Linked DNA regions of Homo sapiens: all the other regions are linked to region 3. A link is a contact called in ENCODE Hi-C or POLR2A ChIA-PET data. All regions are on one chromosome and are shown on one strand. The core of a region is the stretch at or near the end of the contact, and the rest is flanking DNA. Distances in the headings are between cores, read along the strand shown. Region 1 holds the start of C20orf204 (chromosome 20 open reading frame 204). Region 2 holds the start of TCEA2 (transcription elongation factor A2). Region 3 holds the start of FNDC11 (fibronectin type III domain containing 11). Region 4 holds the start of SAMD10 (sterile alpha motif domain containing 10). Region 5 holds the start of TPD52L2 (TPD52 like 2).

What was found. Hi-C counts contacts between places; a loop is a spot of excess contacts on that map. ChIA-PET counts read pairs that join two places held with the same protein, here RNA polymerase II (POLR2A). Pooled maps may share reads with other maps.
Region 1: a loop to region 3 is called in a pooled map, with 3 times the contacts of the local background. The contact joins the promoter of C20orf204 here to the promoter of FNDC11 in region 3. A Hi-C loop is called at or near these places in 1 of 37 single-sample maps with no recorded cell type and 3 of 50 pooled maps. POLR2A ChIA-PET finds 5 or more read pairs at or near these places in 3 of 52 experiments (MCF 10A, PC-9 and activated CD4-positive, alpha-beta memory T cell).
Region 2: a loop to region 3 is called in a pooled map, with 9 times the contacts of the local background. The contact joins the promoter of TCEA2 here to the promoter of FNDC11 in region 3. A Hi-C loop is called at or near these places in 7 of 37 single-sample maps with no recorded cell type and 12 of 50 pooled maps. POLR2A ChIA-PET finds 5 or more read pairs at or near these places in 5 of 52 experiments (Caco-2, GM10248, MCF 10A and 2 more).
Region 4: a loop to region 3 is called in a pooled map, with 8 times the contacts of the local background. The contact joins the promoter of SAMD10 here to the promoter of FNDC11 in region 3. A Hi-C loop is called at or near these places in 9 of 168 maps with a recorded cell type or tissue (HAP-1, body of pancreas, chondrocyte and 6 more), 6 of 37 single-sample maps with no recorded cell type and 11 of 50 pooled maps. POLR2A ChIA-PET finds 5 or more read pairs at or near these places in 5 of 52 experiments (AG04450, H1, PC-9 and 2 more).
Region 5: a map of CD4-positive, alpha-beta T cell shows a loop between it and region 3 (17-fold over the local background). The contact joins the promoter of TPD52L2 here to the promoter of FNDC11 in region 3. A Hi-C loop is called at or near these places in 8 of 168 maps with a recorded cell type or tissue (B cell, CD4-positive, alpha-beta T cell, GM11168 and 4 more), 14 of 37 single-sample maps with no recorded cell type and 17 of 50 pooled maps. POLR2A ChIA-PET finds 5 or more read pairs at or near these places in 9 of 52 experiments (CD4-positive, alpha-beta memory T cell, H1, HCT116 and 5 more).

Annotation. Positions count from the first base shown.
Region 1 is chr20:64,033,354-64,037,509 of GRCh38, forward strand. C20orf204 (chromosome 20 open reading frame 204) reads left to right here and starts at 2,829. Exons shown (of 4, transcript NM_001387010.1): 1 at 2,829-2,973. The coding sequence starts at 2,971. RefSeq lists enhancers at 1,992-2,221, 3,109-3,702, 3,172-3,271, 3,703-4,156.
Region 2 is chr20:64,061,794-64,066,028 of GRCh38, forward strand. It overlaps TCEA2 (transcription elongation factor A2), which reads left to right and starts at 1,405. Exons shown (of 10, transcript NM_003195.6): 1 at 1,405-1,591. The coding sequence starts at 1,520. RefSeq lists enhancers at 786-915, 926-975, 4,002-4,051 and a silencer at 1,306-1,665.
Region 3 is chr20:63,551,352-63,555,474 of GRCh38, forward strand. It overlaps FNDC11 (fibronectin type III domain containing 11), which reads left to right and starts at 2,808. Exons shown (of 2, transcript NM_001319152.2): 1 at 2,808-2,855. RefSeq lists enhancers at 1,620-1,709, 2,005-2,299 and silencers at 1,990-2,049, 2,070-2,219, 2,240-2,379, 2,650-2,899.
Region 4 is chr20:63,978,099-63,980,891 of GRCh38, forward strand. SAMD10 (sterile alpha motif domain containing 10) reads right to left here and starts at 1,544. Exons shown (of 5, transcript NM_080621.5): 1 at 1,279-1,544. The coding sequence starts at 1,369. RefSeq lists enhancers at 698-992, 978-1,493, 2,089-2,148 and a silencer at 1,339-1,658.
Region 5 is chr20:63,863,459-63,867,231 of GRCh38, forward strand. TPD52L2 (TPD52 like 2) reads left to right here and starts at 1,812. Exons shown (of 7, transcript NM_003288.4): 1 at 1,812-1,926. The coding sequence starts at 1,908. It overlaps ABHD16B-AS1 (ABHD16B antisense RNA 1), which reads right to left and starts at 1,615. Exons shown (of 2, transcript NR_165314.1): 1 at 1,366-1,615; 2 at 1-812. RefSeq lists enhancers at 540-769, 863-2,062, 1,102-1,822, 2,544-3,263 and a silencer at 1,230-1,279.

The DNA.
Region 1 (4,156 bases), core at 1,579-4,078, 480 kb after region 3:
AGTGGGGACCAAGCTGCATGCAGGACGCAGGTGCTCGCAGGAGCCTGGCAGCCGCCTGCAAGGGTCTTGGTCAGGGGACAGCTGGGGCCTCCCTGGGGTCTGAGTGCAAACAGGAGAACCCAGCTCTGCGCAGGGCCTCTCCACACAGCCTCCCGGGCCCCTCAGGCATGTGCTGAGTGACAGTGTCACCAGTAAGAGGCGTTCTTTCTTTTGGAGGTGAGTTCATTTTTTTATTTTTGAGACAGTCTCGCTCTGTCGCCCAGGCTGGAGTGCAGTGGCACGATCTCGGCTCACTGCAACCTCTGCCTCCTGGGTTCAAGCAATTCTCCTGTCTCAGCCTCCCGAGTAGCTGGGACTACAGGCGCCCGCTGCCAAACTCCTGACCTCAGGTGATCCATCTGCCTCAGCTTCCCAAAGTGCTGGGATTACAGGCGTGAGCCACCGCACCCGGCCGTGAGTTTATCTTTGCTAATTTATCATTCGCAGTTTAACCCTAAAGCCCTTGTAATGGTTCTCATCTCCAGGTTGAACAGTGATGGTTCTCATCTCTAGGTTGAACGTTGATCACCCGAGAGACTTGGCTTCTCTTCAGCCTTAGCTGTGTAAGGATAAAGGACGTCCTCAGGCCTGGGATCATGTGTGTGCATTCAGTTGGGAGCCAGCTGGTTCTTGTGTAGGCCGGGGCTAGAGACATCTGGCTGGAGGTCATGGCTGGCCCAGAGGGTGTGGGTGGACAGTCGTTGAGGCCAGCGGGCGGGGAGGAGGGCGCTGTCATGTGGGCTGAGGAGGCTGCTGGAGAGCAGCTGTCCCTGGATGTTCCTTGTGAGAGGGGAGCCCTGGAGGGTCCCGGCCTGTCTTGTGGTACCGATGGCAGGGCCTGTGGTGGTGGTCAGTCACTGACCCACAGCTCTGCCCACCTGCACATGGGGGCCTGTGCTAGGCCTTGTGGTCTGCCTGCCCTGCTCCTGACGAGTGAGAATGGCTGGGGTGGGAGATCCCTGCCTGCACGTGGGGCGGTCCTGGTAGACCAGAATGTGGGTGTGGGTCCCCCTTCCCTGTGGTTCTGGGGACCTTGAGGACATGGTCAATCCCGGGCAAGGGACCTGCCACCCCTGTATGGGGTCAGGAACTGCTGGTTGGTCTCTGCTGGGCAGGCAACCTGGGGTCCAGCTCAAATCGTTGGAATGTGGAAGTCCTTCCTCTCGCCCCGTCCTGAGGAGCAGCTGCAGGAGCTTCATGAGTGTTTTCACTGGAACTTGTGGAGGAGTTTCCTTTGATCCCTCATGGAGAGACGGAAGCATGAGGGAGCCCTCAACATTTATTCTGAAGATGAAGAGAGTCCTGCAGCTTTTTGGAGTTTGTGAAGTCAGCCCGGCCCTGTACAGATGTGGAAACCGAGGCCCAGGAAGTTTGTGAGCCAGCCCGGCCCTGTACAGGTGTGGAAACCGAGGCCCAGGAAGTTTGTGAGCCAGCCCGGCCCTGTACAGATGTGGAAACCGAGGCCCAGGAAGTTTGTGAGCCAGCCTGGCCCTGTACAGATGTGGAAACCGAGGCGTAGGAAGGAAGCCCTTCTCTGACCTCAGAGCTGAAATGGCCAGTGCTGGGTGGGCATTGAGGGGTCACACAGAAAAGAATGTTTCAGGCCATGTTCAGGGGATACTTCCTGCAGGGCCCTTGGAAAGTTCCGGAGCGCTTACATTGTCCATGTGTGAGTGTCTCCTCTTTCTTGCCTGTGTGGGGTTTTCTCAAATGCTTTGAGTTGGCCAAACCACAGTTGTGCGCCACTTAACAGTGCGGATACATTCTGAGAAAAACCTCGTTAGGTGATGTCGTCTTGCAAACATTAAAGAGTGCATTTACACAAGGCTGGCAGGCACGGCCTCCTGCACCCCCAGGCTGTGTGCCCGGGTGCCAGAGCCTGGGGCTCCTGGGCTGCAGACCTGCACAGCCTGTCACAGCATTTAATCACATCCAAACACGGAAAAGGCAAAAACGTAAAGATGCAGTGTTACAATCCTAGGGGACTCCTGTCACCTGTGTGGTCTGTTCTTGACTATTGTGAGTCACTGACTTTTCCCCCTGGGAAACTACCTTAACTTGTCTTCAACTGAAATTTTTTCAGCCTGCAAAGATGAGTTGTGCCTCAGAGGTTGCTCGTGTTCTGAGGTGCCTCTTCACCACTGCCTGTCAGGCTGCTAACCAGAGTGCCCCAGACCACAGCAGAAGCGACAGCAGCCAAGGATCGGGGGAGCCCACCCTGCTCCTGGGTATCTTTACGGCAGGCAGCAGAGTAACAGCCTCAGACTTACCTCTTCAGCCAGAGACCCCTCAGCCCAGGAGGAGTGAGGCCGGGCCAGCAGCGGGGGCCCGGGAAGCCCCATGTCTTGGGACCTGCTGGGGCAGGGCCCCCTGGATGTCAGGCTGCAGGTCCGGCAGCTGGGGAGGGGATGAGGGCCTCCCACCAGCTCTGCCCATCAGCCAGATCCCTGGGAGAGGCAGCACTTGCTGGCCACAGAGTCGGCCCCAGTCTCACCTGGCTCCCCTCCCCCACCAGCTGGGCCCTGCACTGCCCCAGCCCACGCGGCGCCTCACCCCTCCTTGACAGAACAGTATCTCTGGGACGGACAAGTTAATCCAAGACCCACAGTAGCCCTGGATCCCCTGGGAGAGGTGGCTGCCCAGCTCCAGGGCCAGGTTAATTGAAGTGATAGGGAGTGGAGAGAGGGAGGGGGCAGGGCTGGGATTGCGTGGCCTTTCCTTCCCTCTCCTGCTCCCTCCCTCAGCTTGGAGGAGCCAACTTCAAAAGCCTCCGCCTGGCCTGCCCCTCTGCAGTCCTCCAGGCAGCCTGTCCAGGGAAGCGGTTGGCTGGTGTTGGACCTGGTGCGGCAGTGCACACCCTGCCCAAGGACCCCAGGATCATGTGCGTGGCCTGCTGGCGGGAGTGAGGGAGGGCAAGACCCTGAAAGGCCCATGGTGAGCAGCTGTGGGCCTCCTCTAGGGAGGGGGCTTACTTGGGTGGAGGGGCTGGGGGTACACACAGCTCAGGAGACACTGCTTGTTCCCCTGAGCCCCACCAGGAAATCTCCGGTTGGCTCTGGTCACTGCGTCCCTGTGGGTGGCACTGGGTGCATGTGCCCTGGCTTCTGGCAGTTGGGGGAGGGGGGCTCCTGGGTGCCGGGCAACCCTGTTCTAAGCTGGGCTGAGGCTTGAGCCTGGAAGTGGTACTAACAGGCCAGTTGGGACTCCCAGGGCAGCCAGTCTGCCCCACCTGGGTGGGACACAGCAGGTGCTGGACATCCTTGCAGCTCCAGCTGGCCTGCTCAGGAGTCAGGCTCTGGTTCTCGCTATGACCTCTGACCCAGAGCAGGCAGAGGGAATGACGTGGCAATTCTGAGCCCACCAAGTTGGCTGTGGCGTGTGTGGTTGGGGGGGTCAGGTTTCAGGAAGGGGCCACAGCAAGCCATCTGCTCTTCCAGCCATTGCTGCTTTGTGCTCTGAGCAGGAGCTGCCACCGCCCACCAGGCCCCCAGCTCTATGCAAGGGTTGGGGTGCTGCTTGTTCAGGCTCCCCTGACAGGGCTAGGAAGCCGAGTCGAGTCCTCTTATCTTGGTTGGGTTCGCATGATTAATTTCCAGCCCTAGATCTGCTGTCTGACTCCATCCTGGGGGCCCAGGGGAAGGGTTGGGGCTGGCCCCTTTTGGGTGGCTGGGAACCTGGGGGCCGTCAGCTGTCTCCTTGATGTTTGGGCTTTATCCCTGCGGGCGCAGGCCCTCCATTTTGGGTCGGGGGAGGCCTGTGGCACAGGCTGCCCGGAGGGATGGCGTGGGGCGGCTGGTACAGGCAGAGGGGCCTTTTGCGACTGTTGGTTGGGGCTGGATGTGGTGGCTCCTTCCTCCTCTATAGCTTCTGGGTGTCCCCCTAGCTTTCCCCTTCCAATAGGGTGTGGCTTGGAGCTCTGAGCCCCTGCCCCAGTTGGGTTGGGGGTACAAGGAGTCCCCAGTTCCCACGTCTCTGTGAGCTAACCCAGAGGGCGCCAGTATGGGAGGTGTGGAGTTGAATGGGCATGGCCATGAGTGAGACAGGCTGTACTGGGACAACTTCCTACTGTACCCCCAAGAGCCTGCAGACCAGCCCCACTAGAGCTGTACGGGGCTGG
Region 2 (4,235 bases), core at 155-2,654, 510 kb after region 3:
TCTTGGCTCACTGCAACCTCCGCCTTCCGGGTTCCAGCAATTCTCCTGCCTTAGCCTCCCAAGTAGCTGAGATTACAGGTGCCCGGCACCACACCTGGCTAGTTTTTGTATTCTTTGTAGAGACGGGGTTTCACCATATTGGCCAGGCTGGTCTCGAACTCCTGACCTCAGGTGATCCACCCGCCTGGGCCTCCCAAAGCGCTGGGATTACAGGCATGAGCCACTATTGCCCGGCTAAGATGAGTCTCTTAACTGACCATATTTTCCTTTTCATTTTGGCTGCGGGGAAGCTCAGTTATATGTGATTAGTGCCACAGACAGCCCAAGAAATGCTCAGCCCATTCCACCTGCCACCTGGCCTCATAGTTCGTTGGCCTGAACTTGAATGACTACAGGCTCCTTGATCCACACCCTCCCCCAGGATTGTGCCCTCTCCAGGAAACCACCCAGCATCTGCATTACTGGGGAGCTGCCAGGCAGTGGTGGGGATGCTGGCCCTGCACCTGTCCCCGTCCTCAACCCTCCCTAGGCCTGGGCCATCTCTCTGGCTGCCTGCAGTCTGGCCCTACCTAGGGACCTCCAACAACAATGTCAATGAACACTAATTGTCATGCTCCATCCCCTCTCTGTTCTCAGGCATGTGATGTGAATCAGCTGACATCATCTTGACGGGAGCCCTGTGAGGCGGACACTTAACTCCAGTTTCACAGGTGGGGAGACTGAGACACAGTGGTCAACGTGCAGAGCCCAGAATCTGCTCCCTGGTAGCTGACTTTGCAGGCAGGGGCCTTGCCCACGCAGCCTCGGCAGAGGCCCCCGCACTTCGCGAACCCCAGCAATGGCCCCTTCCAGACGCCACGTCCAGCTACCGCGCGCTCACACCTGCAGGGCCCCACAAGAGGCCTCCCAGTGTGCGCGGGCCTCTTGAAGAAGTAACTCTACTCAGAAGCCCGAATGACCCAAACTGGGCTCTGGGAGGCTGGGGACGGCCTTCTAGGCCAAGTGGGGCGCGCGCAGGGCTCAGCGGGGCCCAAGAGAAGGGCTGAGGGCACTGGGTCCTGAGCCACCCACCGAAGGACGCCGCGGGACAGCAAGGCCCGAAGCAGGAGGAGAGAAGGGAGCAGATTCCTGGGCCTCCTGGGGCCCGGTCGCTCCGGGATGTCTGAGCTCTGGGAGGGGCGTGCCCGGGGCGCCTCCCTCGCGGGGTATTGTGGGATCACGAGTCACTGGCGACGGTGGGTCAGGACTACACTTCCCAGGAGGCTGTGCGCGCCGCGTGGCGCCTGGGAGTTGTGGTCCAGAGCGCGGGCGCGGCGGGCGCGGCAGGCGGGCGCGTGGACTACGCATCCTAGGATGCCGCGCGCGGCCGCGGGGCCGAGGGTTTGAACCGGGGGTCTGTCGTCCGCGGCGGGGCTGCGTCGGCTGCGGCGGGTGTGGGAGGTGGCGACGGCCGGGGCCGGGGTCCTGCCCGGCTGCGGAGGCGGGCGCGACGGGCGCGGGGGTCGCTGCTCCTGAGGCGATGATGGGCAAGGAAGAGGAGATTGCGCGGATCGCCCGGAGGCTGGACAAGATGGTGACCAAGAAGAGCGCGGTGAGGGGCGCGGGCCGCCAGGACCCCGGGAACCCCGCCCCGCCGAGACCCCGTCGAGCCCGCCGACCCCCGTTAGGGCCGGAAGACGACCTGAGGGGCAGGACGAGACCCCTCCCCGGCAGAGACTAACCGGGACGCAGGGGAGACCCCCACCCGTGGCCGAGACCCCTGCCCCGGGCCAGCCCTGCCGTTCACTCCCGCAACCCCGGCAGAGGCCGCGATCAGGCCTGGACCTTGTCCCGGGAGAGCCACCCGCTCTGGACTCAGACCCCTCCCTCGCCCGCAGTCACAGGCTCCGCACCCTTCCCTGTCCCTTAACTCCAGACCCCCAGCCTGGCCCGTCGACTCCTTCCTTGGCCCTGTCCCGCCTCTCGGAGCCCCCGGGGTGTTCGGGCCTCCTCTGCGGGCCGCGCCAGCCCCTTGCCTTCCTCCATCCCGGCCTGGGCATCCTCACAGGCCGAGCCCCGCCCCCCAACTCAGCCCTCTCCCACGCTCCGTCTCTTACAGCGTTTGTCACCCTCCGTCTCCCATAGCATTTGTCGCCGGCAACAGTTTGGAGTCTGAGGTTGGATCCCCTTTTCTTCTGGAGCTTCCGTGCCTCCCCTGCCTCTTCCCAGCCCTTGTCATCCTCCTTCACAGGCCAGCCAGATACCTGTCTTGCCTGTGGGCCCATTTTCTTCCCTGTCTGTCCCCACCCCACAAGAACCAGGTTTCTCTAATAAATTCTCTCCCTTCTTTAGCCAGGACTTAGCCCGCAGCAACTTGGGTTGTGGGTAGTTATGTGGACACCCTCCGAAAAGAGCCGGTGTGCTTATATAAGAGCCAGGAGGTCGGGCAAGCCTCCTCTGGGAGTGTCTGGGCGCTGGAGCCTCTGGCCGGCTCTGTTCACTGCGGCCTGGGCCTCTGTTGTCTTGCGGCCACAGCGAGACTTTGGAGGAGGCTGTGTGTGAGGACTTTGAAGGGGCCAGGTCAGTGGGGGTCCAGTTCCAGCGTCATGACCTTGGCAACCTCTGCACCCTCCCACAGAAGCATCTTTAGAGGATGCTGCCTGCCTCCTGGGGGGTGGGGAGGGGTCTGGCCGCAGGTCATTTGGAGCTCCTGGCTGGCTCAATAAACGTGACCTGTGCTTTCCCACCCAGACTGTGAACTCCTGGGGCAGGGCCAGCTGTGTGTCTGCCAGGCCAGCCCAGGGCGGTGAAGGTGGCTGAGTCATGGGCTTTGGGTGATTTGTGCAGCCACCCCAGGGCTGTGTGACTGCAGTGGGGGTTTGGGGGAAGCTTTTTGGGCTGAGCAGGGTTGAGTCTGGGTTCCTGTGACCAGCGTTCTGGACTGGGGTCTGCCCTGGGAAGGGGTGGGCTCCCACTCATTCCTGCTGGGTGCAGCACCCCCATCATTGCGTTCACACACACCCCGGAAAACTGGTCAGCACAAAGTAGGGGTCTGCGAACCATTCATAGCTGTTTCCAGAGATGACCCGAGAATGGAGTTGTTCCCCTTCTTAAAGGAGACAAAACACAAACGATAAAAGCTGTAGGTGGGAGAAGCAAAGATGGGTCATGGAGCCAGGGGAGGGCTGGGTGGGGCTGGGCAGAACTGATGGGGGGTTTCTGGTGGAAGAACAGCTTGAGTAGAAGCCCCAGGGGAGAATGAGGAGGGGAGGCGGGCGCTGTGCAGTGGGGAGTGGGAGCCAGCAGAGCCTCCTGGGGGTCCCAGTGCCTGAGGTCCCCTCGGGGACCTGGGGGCCAGGTGTGGGGGTTTTTTTGCCTCTGGACCTGAGCCCACTGAGAGCCACGTAAGCAGGTGCAGGGCTTTCAGGGGACAGTGGCCTTGGCTCTGGCTATCACCTCAAGGCTGGACTCTGTACAGCCCAAGAGGCAGGGCCTGCCTGGGAGGGCTCAGGAGGGGCTGCAGCGTGAGCAGACTATGCCACCCGGATTGCTGGGGTTGTGCGGGCGGTAGGTGGGACAAGCCCCTCCCATGGCCTGTGGGTCGTGGGACTCTGATCAGGTCACCTTAGGGCAGAGGGAATGATACACACGTGGAAACACATGCACGTGTTACAGAGGAGATGGGGTGTTGCAGGGCACAGTTGCAGTTTTAAACAGGAGAGGCCTTGCTGAGAAGGTGTTGTTGAAATAAAGCCCGGGAGGGAGGGAGGGAGGGAGGGAGACGTTGTGGGAGGCCGCCCCAGGCGGTGGAGCTGCAGGTGCAGAGGGCCTCGGTGGCGGCTCAGCGCCCTTGGGGAGCACTGAGTTGCCGGGCCTGGTGTGGAAATGTGACCGGTTTGTGCCTGGCCTCGTCAGTGTTGAGGACCTGGAGGAAACGCAGATCTTGGGTGGGGAGACAAGGCGGAGAGAACGAGGTGCATTGGAACAGTCCAGGCGAGGGGTGCTGGCCTGCTTGGGGGCAACTCAGAGGCCTGGAGGATAGATGAGGAGGGGGGCTGTGGGCCTTGTAGGTGTTGGCTGTGGCCGTGCCTGGAGTGGAGGGACCCTTGAAAGTTTGGCCTCAGCTCGGGACACTGATGTTCCCGGGTTGGCCCTTCATGAGAGTTTGGCCTCAGCTCGGGACACTGATGTTCCTGGGTTGGCCCTTCACAGCTGGTGGGCGGGGGGTGCTTTGGGGAGAGGCTGCCCTGCGCATC
Region 3 (4,123 bases), core at 1,558-4,057:
GGGAGAGGTGGGAGGGAGCAGCGTGGCTGTAAAGAACATGTCAGGGTCCCGTGGGGGTGGCACTGCCTTGCGTCTGTATCGACGTCAAGGTCCTGGCGTGATTCTGCACTGCAGTCCTGCAAGATGCTACCACTGGGGATGCTGGATAGAGGGTAACGGGACCTCTGTGTTACTTCTTACAACTGCAGATGAATCTATACTTATCTTAAAAGTAAAAGTTTAACTTTATTATTATTATTATTATTTTCGAGACAGGCCTCTGTCTTATTGCACCCAGGCTGGAGTGCAGTGGCACAATCTCGGCTCACTGCAACCTCCACCTCCTGGGTTCAAGCGATTCTCCTGCCTCAGCCTCCTGAGTAGCTGGGACTACAGGCGCCCACCACCACGTCCAGCTAATTTTTTTTTTTTTTTTGAGACAGAGTCTCGCTCTGTCGCCCAGGCTGGAGTGCAGTGGCGTGATCTCGGCTCACTGCAAGCTCCACCTTCCAGGTTCACGCCATTCTCCTGCCTCAGTCTCCCGAGTAGCTGGGACTACAGGCGCCTGCCACCACTCCCAGCTAGTGTTTTGTATTTTTAGTAGAGACGGGGTTTCACCATGGTCTCGATCACGTCCAGCTAATTTTTGTATTGTTAGTAGAGACTGGGTCTTACTATGTTGGCCAGGCTGGTCTTGAACTCCTGACCTCAGGTGATCTGCTTGCCTCAGCCTCCCGAAGTGCTGGGATTATAGGCGTGAGCCACTGCGCCCAGCCATTATTATTCTTTTTAGAGACACAGGGTCTCCCTCTGTCACCCAGGCTGGAGTGCAGTGGCACCATCTTGGCTCACTGCAGCCTCATCCTCCCAGGCTCAGGTGATCCTCCGGCCTCAGCTTTCCAAGTAGCTGAGACCACAGGTGCACACCACCACACCCAGCTAATTTTTCAAATTATTTGTAGAGACAGGGGTCTCCCTGTGTTGCCGAGGCTGGTCTCAAACTTCTGGCCTCAAGGGATCCTCTCACCTTGGCCTCTCAAAGTGCTGAGGTTATGGGCCTGCGCCACCGAGCCTGGCCAAAAGTTTAACTTTAAAAAATTAGATTAGAAATCAGAAATTGAAAGAAAGGGGGTAGGGTGGAGCCCAGGAGAGGGGAGACATCCAGGACCTGCCTGGCCCCAAAAGAGAAGGGGAGGCTGCTCTGCCCCCACCCCGCTTCTCCGTCAGTGGGCTGCAGGGCCGGGGGTAAGGGGTCTAACTCCTACTGCTTCCCAACCCTCCGCGTCAGACAGCACCCCCTTCTCCAAACAACCCCGGCTTTGTCCCCTGGAGCCCTAAATAACAATAACAATAGCTGGCATTTATTGAGTTCCAGCCCAGGCAGGGAGGGCAGGGCAGAAACAGCACCCAACAGGACTGGGTGCAAGGCTCACACCTGTAATCCGGAAGGATCAGAAAGACCCAGGTGGGAGGATCACTTGAGCCCCGGGGGTGAAGACTGCCGCATGGGTGACAGAGCAAGACGCTATCTCAAAAAAAAAACCACCCACATCCACCCACTTCCTGCCAGGCCTAACCCCTGGGGCCTCCATGCACCAAGGGAAAGCTCTTCCAGGGTGGGGTCACCGGGAGGAGGGGGGAGGCTCAAGTTACAGAACAGCCTGGTAGGGGCTCAAAGACGCCCATCCTGGAAGAGGCCCCAGCACTGACCTCCGTGGGGGTGGAGATGAGGAGGATGGAAAGGGTGTCTTCCTCCAGCATCTTCCTGAAGGTGAAGGAGGGGCACCTTGGGGTGTCTAAGATTGTGACCCCAGGAGACCCCCAGCTAGCTGGGGTGTGCTGTGGGGGAACGGGGGGATCCCAGAGGCCCTGAGCCCAACTGAACAGATACAGACGGGACCAGATGGCCTCAGAGCTCCCCTGCGGGGCTCCCTGGAGCTATGGAGACCCCATTTATCCAGAGTCAGGTCGGTGCCTGAGCTTGGGCAGCCCCAGGTGGAAGGAGCCCATGGTGGGAGGAGCCTGTAGTGGGAGGAGCCTGTAGTGGGAGGAGCCTATGATGGGAGGGGCCGTGGTGGGGGGAGCCCGCGGTGGGAGGAGCCTGCGCTGGGAGGAGCCTGTGGTGGGAAGACCCTGTGGTGGGAGGGGCCGTAGTAGGGGAGCCCGCGGTGGGAGGAGCCTGCTCTGGGAGGAGCCTGTGGTGGGAGGGGCCGTGGTGGGGGGAGCCCGCGGTGGGAGGAGCCTATGATGGGAGGGGCCGTTGCGGGGGAGGGGGGAGCCCATGGTGGGAGGAGCCTGTGGTTGAGGAGCCTGCGGTGGGGGGAGCCTGCGGTGGGAGGAGCCTGTAATGGGTGGCATCTGTAATGGGCGGGGCCTTGCTGGGCAGAGCCCGCGGCGGGGGAAGCCGCCCCTCTCCTCTGTCCAGGCGCTGGGTGGTCCATCCGCCTGGTCACCGGCCACTGCCTCTCTCCCAAATTCCTCCGAGGGATTCCCGAGGAGTGCGCTCGGACTGGGGGGTTGAGCAGGAACTCCCTCCCAGTCACCCGAGGCTCCTGCGCCCCGCCCGAAGCCGGGGGTGCGTGGGGAGTGGTGCGCCCGCGGAAGGGCTCCGGGACGGGAACCCCCCTTGGAGCCTGGCTCTTGGACCAGCCACCCGCCGTGGCCCCTCAGTCGGGGACGCGGGCCCCCAGAAGTCTGGGGCTCTCCAGGAAGCGAAGCGGATGGAAGATTACTCGGCTCGGGGTCCCGGGTCCCCACCCCCGCCCCGCCCCCGGGCCGCAGCGTCACAAAGGCCGCTGGTCCCCAGGGCAACCCGCGGAGTGCGGAGGGAGGCTGGGCTCTGGGAAGTCCGCGCGCGGCTCCGCTTCAGAGGCAGGGCAAGTGGGCGCGGTCCTGGGGCGGCGGCGGGGGCCGGGAGAGGAGGGCTGGGGGTCTCGAGAAGGTAAGGGGCAGGCAGAGCGGCCGGGGAGGTGGGCCCGGGCCAGGGGAGCCAAGGGGAGTGTGGTGGAGGGGGTAGAGTGCGGGCACCTGGTGGTCTCAGGGAAGCGGGCCTGGGACCGGGGCGTGTAGGAAGCAGCGAGGGGCTCAGAACCACCTTTCCGGGTTCACGACCAGCCTCTCTGGGTGTTCCACCTGGGCAGCTGCTGGAGACTAGAAAACATCCCTCACACGTCACAGAGGCACGGTTTCCCTCCAGCGGTGAAATCCGCCCCAGCCTCCAGCAAGAGCAGGGCTTAGGCCTGGGGTCCTGGGGTCCTGCTCTCAGCTGGCACCTCACCCCAGACACACTCCCTGCTGCCCCCAGGGGCCTGTTCTCGAGGGATTCCCGAGGAGTGCGCTCGTGAAGTCATATCTGCCTCACGCCCAAAAGGGCAACCCTTCCCGGGCAGATATGACTTCACCACGTACCTGTGTGGCCCTGGGGAACTCAGCAACTGCTTAGCTCTCATTTGTGGGTCGTCCAAGGCCCAAGTGGCTGTGACAACCTGAGATCTCCAGGGTTGCTGGGAGCCGGGGCAGCAACCAGGGGTGCGGCTTGCTCTCCAGGGAGCTGCGGCAGAGCCTGGGGCCACAGCTGCACTCAGCCGGTGCACCCACGGACAGAGGGTCAGACTCGGCTCAGCACTGGGCTCAAGCCCTGGATGAGAACAAGAACCAAGCTTCTTAGCCTCAGGCTCCATCTGGGAAATGGAGTGTCACTTGTGGAGTCCATGAGCTCACCAGGGACAGGATCCCGGGTCCACAGCGAGGGCCCACAGCGTGGGAGGAGGGCTGCTCCTCCGGGCCCAGGCCTGGGCGCCCTCCTCCCATGCTGACCAGCCAGCTGGCCTCGTCTTTGGTGAGGCCTGTCTCTGTGCCCTACAACTGCGGTGAGGCGTGGAGCGTCCCCAGGGAGAACCGGAGCGGGAGGATGGCCCGCGAATGTCCCCGAGGGGGATCCTGTGCTGCTTAGGACCACGCCGTCCCCTCTCCACGGCCCCGAGGGGTGCCAGCAACCCCTTTCAGCAGCAGGGTTAGGAACTGGGGCCCTTGCAAGGCCACAGGTCAGGCGGTTCTGGCCAGAAGTCCGCAGTCCTAGTTCTTCCCTGTCCTGTCCCACAGGCCACTGGTTGTCAGTAGAGGTTTTTGCCCCTCAGTATAAACT
Region 4 (2,793 bases), core at 294-2,793, 430 kb after region 3:
TTGGATATGGGCGGGTCAGCACAGGTATGTGGGGTGCAGCCATTGCTTGGGGACCCACGGTGATGCTCTGTGCTCCCTCTTCCCACAGTAACTGCATTAAAGTGTTTCATCTGAGCTTTGTCATCATCTCTGGGGGCACTGCTGACCTGAGTCTGGGGAGGCAGGCGTCTTGATCCAGGTCTGGTTACAGAGGGGCACCCCACATTCATTGTCAATGAATGAATGAATGAAGGCTCTGTATGGTATCTGCAAGTGAACAGAGCCTGTGGGGAGACAGAAGGTGGGCACAGGCCTGCCCCTGTCTTTACAGCACCCTAGCACCCAGGCCTTCAGCAGGGCAGGTGAGGTTCCCACGCTAGGGCCCTCATCCCATCCACCCTAGAGTGAGAGACCCTCCCGGCCTCAGACTCAGCCACCCACTCCACACCCAGGGCAGGGGTTGGGGATGTGTCTAGGAGGTCTAAGTATCGGTGAAAACCACATCCTACTTCCCCGTCCTCCCACGCCTGTAAGACTTAGGAGACATAACACCTTCCGCCCCCATTCTTGCAACTTTCAGGAACCGGACCCCTGGGTGACTCCAAATTTGAGGTCTGGGGTCAGCAGAGGGTGTGCTCAGTGGGCCACCGCCCCGAGGTGGCCCCTAGTGCTGTGGGAAAAGGCTTATTCTAAGCCCGCGCCTTCCAGCGGACAGGCGCCGTGGTCGCCGGGCTTTGCAGGGCCTCGAGCGGCGGGGCTGGTGCAGAAGCGCGCGGCAGTCCGGGGAAACCCGTCGGACTCCTCAGCCCGCACGGCACCTGCCCCGGCCAAGCAGGCTCCGCCCATTTCCTGCCTGCACTCCCGGAGGGAGTTCCGTCCGTCCCGCGGTCTGTCGGTCCGGTCCCTCCCGCCCCAACGTCAGGATTCCAGAAGGAAATGGGGCGGGGGCACCGAGGCGGGATGTGACCTCGGCCCCCTTTCGGCCCCACTGCAAAAGCGGGGGAGGGTTTTCCCCGTGCGCAGGAAAAGGTGACCCGAGCGTAGTGCCAGCCTGGACACAGGCGCCCCGGCTTGACACCCCCTCACCCCAAGCCAAGGGCGCGCTGACCCCCAAGGCCTGAGGCTGGCTGCCCCCTAAAGCAGGACAAAGGCTACGGGACCCCGTTGAGCCGAGACATCCGCCGAATACCCCCAGCCACCGCCGCTCGAAGCCCGCCGGGTCCCGCCCCGCCCCCGTGCCTCTGGGTCCCTGAGACCCCCGCCCGAGAAATCCCCGCTCCCCAATCCAGCCCCGCTCACCGTCCACATCCCGGCGCTCCCCGAAGCCCGCGCGCACGGCCCCGGCGCGGCCACGCGGGGGGCTCAGCTTGGACCTCAGCTCGGTGAACATGGGGCCCGCGGGTGCCAGGCCCGCGCACACGCCCCTCGCCGAGTGCAGGGCGGCCGGTGTGGCCGGCGGGGAACGCGCGCCGCCGCCCCGCCCCGCCCCAGCCGGCCCCGCGCCCGAGCCGGTCCCCGCGGCCCGCGAGTGTGCGCGACGAGGCACCTGCCGCCGAGCCCTGTGTGCCGGGCGCGCTCCGGGAGCTCCGAGGTGTGTCGGCGGCGCGCGGGCCTGCGTGCACCAAGGCTGTCCGCCAGGGCGAGGGGCGTCCGTGCGCCCCTGGGCACGGCTCCGCGGAGGAGAGTCCCCGTGAACCTGCCGGGCGTCCTCTGAGGTCGGGCCCCTCTGTGCGTGGGGGTGGGCTGAGGGGCATCTCACAGGGGTCTTCTACCTACCGGGGCCAGGACAAGGGGCAGGTCAACGCCTCCCACACACTTTCCTCGGTCTCCTACGTCTTTACTCGCCTTCAAATAGGCACCCGCTTCCCCGGAGAAACCAGCTTGACTCTTGCTTACCGCCCACCCCACTGTGAACATCAGGGTGGTTCTCCCTTCCCTCTGCAGCCCCAGAACCTGGCTCAGTGCCCGGGGGAGAGGGGGCGGTACAGTGCTCTGTAACTGAAAGGGGCTTGGCTTGCCTGGAGATGGGGCAGAGGGGAACTCCAAGGAGGCTGTAGCAGGCCGGAGCGGTGTGTTTGCTCCAGGACTCCAGTGAGAAGTGCTGAGATGGGGCTGGGCTAGGGAACTGTGGTTGCCTGGTGCAGCAGCAGGCCAGGCTTGCAACCAGCTATTCGGCTTGCTCTGCCCAGGAGCCTGGGTGCTCTCCCTGGGTGTATGTAGGGGCTCTGGAGGATGTCTTACAGCAGGAGGACCAGAGATGCACACAGACATGTAGAAATGCATGCACAGAGTACAGTCATGCACTTGCACCCAAAACACGAGCACACGTGACCTCTGTGCACACACCCCACTAATCACACACACAGAATTCACCCACATGCTTGACAGCCATGTTCATGTACTGACGTGTTCCCGACAGCTCAGCTGCGGTTATTTATTTCGTCAATTAGCTCTCCAGGAGCTAAGGATGTGGCCCTCACCAGAATGTCCAAGGCATGTTGGCGGGCGTGGGTGGGGTCTCTAGTCCCACTGGAGGGACAGATGCCTGAATGGGGGTTCAAGAATATGAGTGCTAAAAGCGTAGGGCAGCAGTGTGCGCACAGGACGCACACAGACAGGTGTGCCCATAACCAGTACACACAAGCTCTACACAACTGGACAGGGTACAGCTCTGCTCGGACAGGGCGCACCAGGGGCGAGGGCGGGCAGCTGGGCTGGTTCAGAGGGAGGGGGCCATGGGTTCAGAGGGAGGGGACCATGGGTCCCACTCTCACAGACAGGTCTCCGGACTGCATCAGAGCACTCGGGAAGCAG
Region 5 (3,773 bases), core at 562-3,061, 310 kb after region 3:
CTGTGGGCAGGTCTTAGTGGCTGGACATTCCCAGGAGTTAGCACTGGCTATCATTCTGTAGGGCTCCCTCCCACCTCCAAACTCCTGGCTTCTACACCAGGGCATTCACAGACAGATTGCAGACTCACATGGTGGCATGTGAGGCTACAGATACACTTGCACAGGCCAGAGGATACTACTGCGTGTCCCCTGGAGCCAGGCCTGGGCTGGACTTTGTTCCTGGCTTAGGGATGCAACACAGAATGGGACAAGGCCTCTGCTCACAATGGTCTGTAATGTCACATCTCTGTGGTCTGCCCTGAACTGCCTGAAGCAGGGACTATTGTCCCTACATGTCCCTAGTCCCCGGGCTGGCCTGGTTGGGTTGAGCAAGAATCTCTGGAAAGAATGAAAGGCAGCAAATGGAGAAAACATTACTGAGAGCACGAGAGCAGGCTAAGGCCGTGGTGGTAAGGGACTCGGGCCTGTGCAAGAGTACCAGGAAGACACCTGTGGGAGGAGGTGGCCGGGTGAAGGAAGGGGCAGTGGGAGGAGCTTCCATGCCTAGGGACCAGTACCACCCCAGGCTGGAAGCCCAGAGTGGAGTCCTAGGACATCAGATCCTAAAGGGCTTGAATACCGTTTAAGGCTTTTCTTCCGGGAGCAAGTAGGAGCCAAAGAAGGGAAGTTGCGGGACTTGTTTTCGTGGGGCCAGTTGCCTGGTGGTTACGCGCCTCTCCTCTGAAGTCAGGCATCCTGTTCCAGAGTATCCTGGTTGCGCTTCAACTTGCGGAGTGACCTGGGGCAAGTGACTTTAACCTCAGCTTCCTCATCTGTGGAGTGGGGAGGGCGCAGCGCTGGTCGCCCTGAACAGGAAGTGAGACAACCTCGGGGTGCACACGCGCAGGCCCGAGCCGCAGGGTCCACGCCCGAGGCGAGGCGGCAGCGGCGCCTGCAGGGCGAGGGGACGAATCGCGATCTTTTTCAGAGTAACCCGCGTACAATAAAAAGTCCCCATGAAAAGGACAAACTAGCCAGGCGTGAGGGGCGGTGGCTCACGCCTGTAATCCCAGCACTTTAGGAGGCCGAGGCGGGTGGATCACCTAAGGTCAGGAGTTCTAGACCAGCCTGGCCAAGGTGGCGAAACCCCCGTCTCTACTACAAATACGAAAATTAGCCGGACGTGTTGGCGCGCGCCTGTAATTCCAGCTACTCGGGAGGCTGAGGCTGGAGAATCGCTTGAACCCGGAGGGCAGAGATTGGAGTGAGCTGAGATCGCGCCATGGCACTCCAGCCTGGGCAACAAGAGTGAAACTCCGTCTCAAAAACAAACAAAAAAGGACCAACTAAAAAAAGAATATAAATACAATAAATAACAGGACTTACGGGGGCAGGCTGACCCCTAAAGTAAGGGGTCGGGCTGGAAAGGATCTCAAGGGGTCAGAGTTTGAGCCGCCGAGGCGCGCGAGCCCCAGCACTCCTAGGCAGCTGCATCCGCCCCGGAAGATCCCCTGGGGCCCTGCGCTGGCTTTCCACAGCGCCATGTTGGACGGTCCTCCCACTTCCCACCTTCCCAGTCCTCCCGCTACTCTGACCGTTCTACCTGTGATTCTCGCTGGTGGAGTCAACCTGGAATGGATTCCCGCCGAACCACGCCTCCCTTTCCTGGTTCGCCCGCAGTTTCGGCCTATCAGGTTGAGTCGGGTAAACCAGGACGGGCCAAGCGGCACTCTCATTGGATATCACTGGTGGGGGCGGGAAGAAGGCGGAGCACGTGCCCGGGCGGAAGTAGCCGTCGCATCGCGGATTACGAAACGCCGCGGAGCTGAGGCAGTTCCGCTGGCTAGTGTGTACGCGGCGAGCTTCTCCCGGCGCCGCCCGCTCGGCTCCCATAGCGCCCGCGACAGCGGTCCGGACGCCGCCCGAACATGGACTCCGCCGGCCAAGGTACCTGCCGGGCCCGGCCCCTTCGCCGCAGATGGGCCCAGGCTGCCCGTTGTTCTCCGTCTCCCGGGGTCGCGTCTGCGACTCTCTGTCCTCTCGGTCTCGGTTCACCCACCCCGCGGCCCCTCTTCAGCTCCCGGGGCCACTGACCTCGAAGCTTATGATGGTCGTGGTGTGTTTTTTGCCCGCGGCCCAGACCGCTTCCTGGGCTCTCTCCAGCCGCCCTCCTGGTCTCCCCTGGGACCGTTCCGAGGTGTGGTTCCCTGGCGCCCGCCGTTGCTCCCGTAGTTTGGGTTCTGTCGCTCCCAGCAGGTCTCGCTTATGCCGCCCACCCCGTGCCCTGCTCTTGCTTGCTCTGCCACCCCCCGGTCCCTGCGCGGGGCCCTCGGGTTCACGCTGTCTGGCCCTGGACCCAGTCCGAGGTGTTGAGGGCGGCTCCCGAGCAGAGAAGGGGTCTTCGCGTTCAGCAGAGCTCCCCTTGGGCAGCAACTCTGCTCGGAGCTCAGCCTGCTTAGGGGTTGCCTCATGGAGAGGGGGTGGAGTGAGTCAGGGGCACACCCAGCATACCAGGCCTGTTTCCAGAACAGTCTCCCCAGAGCAGTATGAGATGGCCACTGAGGGGCGTGGAGCGAGCCCAGGAGATTAAAATCTTGAGAAGATGATAAAAGTCTGCCTTGCATTTTGGGGCTCTAGAGAGGGATGCTAAATTTCTTTCTTTCTTTCTTTCTTTCTTTATTTTTTTGAGACGGAGTCTTGCTCTGACGCCAGGCTGGAGTGCAGTGGCGCGATCTCAGCTCATTGCAACCTCGACCTCCCGGGTTCAAGCGATTCTGCTGCCTCAGCCTCCTGAGTAGCTGGGACTACAGGCACGCGCCACCAGGCCCAGCTAATTTTTGTATTTTTAGTAGAGGCAGGGTTTCACCATGTTGCCCAGGATGGTCTCGATCTCTTGACCTTGTGATCCGCCCGCCTCAGCCTCCCAAAGTGCTGGGATTACAGGCGTGAGCCACTGTGCCCGGCTACATATTAAGCTTTATAATTCCTAGGTGCTGCATTATTCTGGAGGGTGTTTTTTGTTTGTTTGTTTTTGTTTTTTTGAGATGGAGTCTCACTCTGTCGCCCAGGCTGGAGCGCAGTGGCTAGATCTCGGCTCACTGCAAGCTCCGCCTCCCGGGTTCACTGCCATTCTCCTGCTTCAGCCTCCCAACTAGCTGGGACTACAGGCGCCCGCCATCATGCCCGGCTAATTTTTTGTATCTTTAGTAGAGACGGGGTTTCACTGTTAGCCATGACGGTCTTGATACCCTGACCTCGTGATCTGCTTACCTCGGCCTCCCAAAGTGCTGGGATTACAGGCGTGAGCCACCGCGCCTGGCCTTTTTTTTTTTTTTTTTTAATTTTTTTTTTGGGGACAGCGTCTCCCTCTGTCTCCCAGGCTGGAGTGCAGTGGTGCAATCATAGCTTACTGCAATCTTCAACTCCTGGGCTCAAGCGATCTTCCTGCGTCAGCCTCCCAGGTAGCTGGGACTATAAGACTACAGGCGCACCATGCCAGGTTAATTGGTCTTTCTACTTTTTTTTTTTTTTTTGAGACGGATTTTCGCTCTTGTTGCCCACGCTGCAGTACAATGGCGCGATCATGGCTTCCCGCAACCTCTGCCTTCTGGGTTCAAGCGATTCTCCTGCCTCAGCCTCCCGTGTAGCTGGCATTACAGGCGTGCGCCACCATGCCCGGCTAATTTTGTATTTTTAGTAGAGATGGAGGTTTCTCCATGTTGGTCAAGCTGGTCTCGAACTTCTGACCTCAGGTGATCTGCCCGCCTTGGCCTCCAAAAGTGCTGGGATTACAG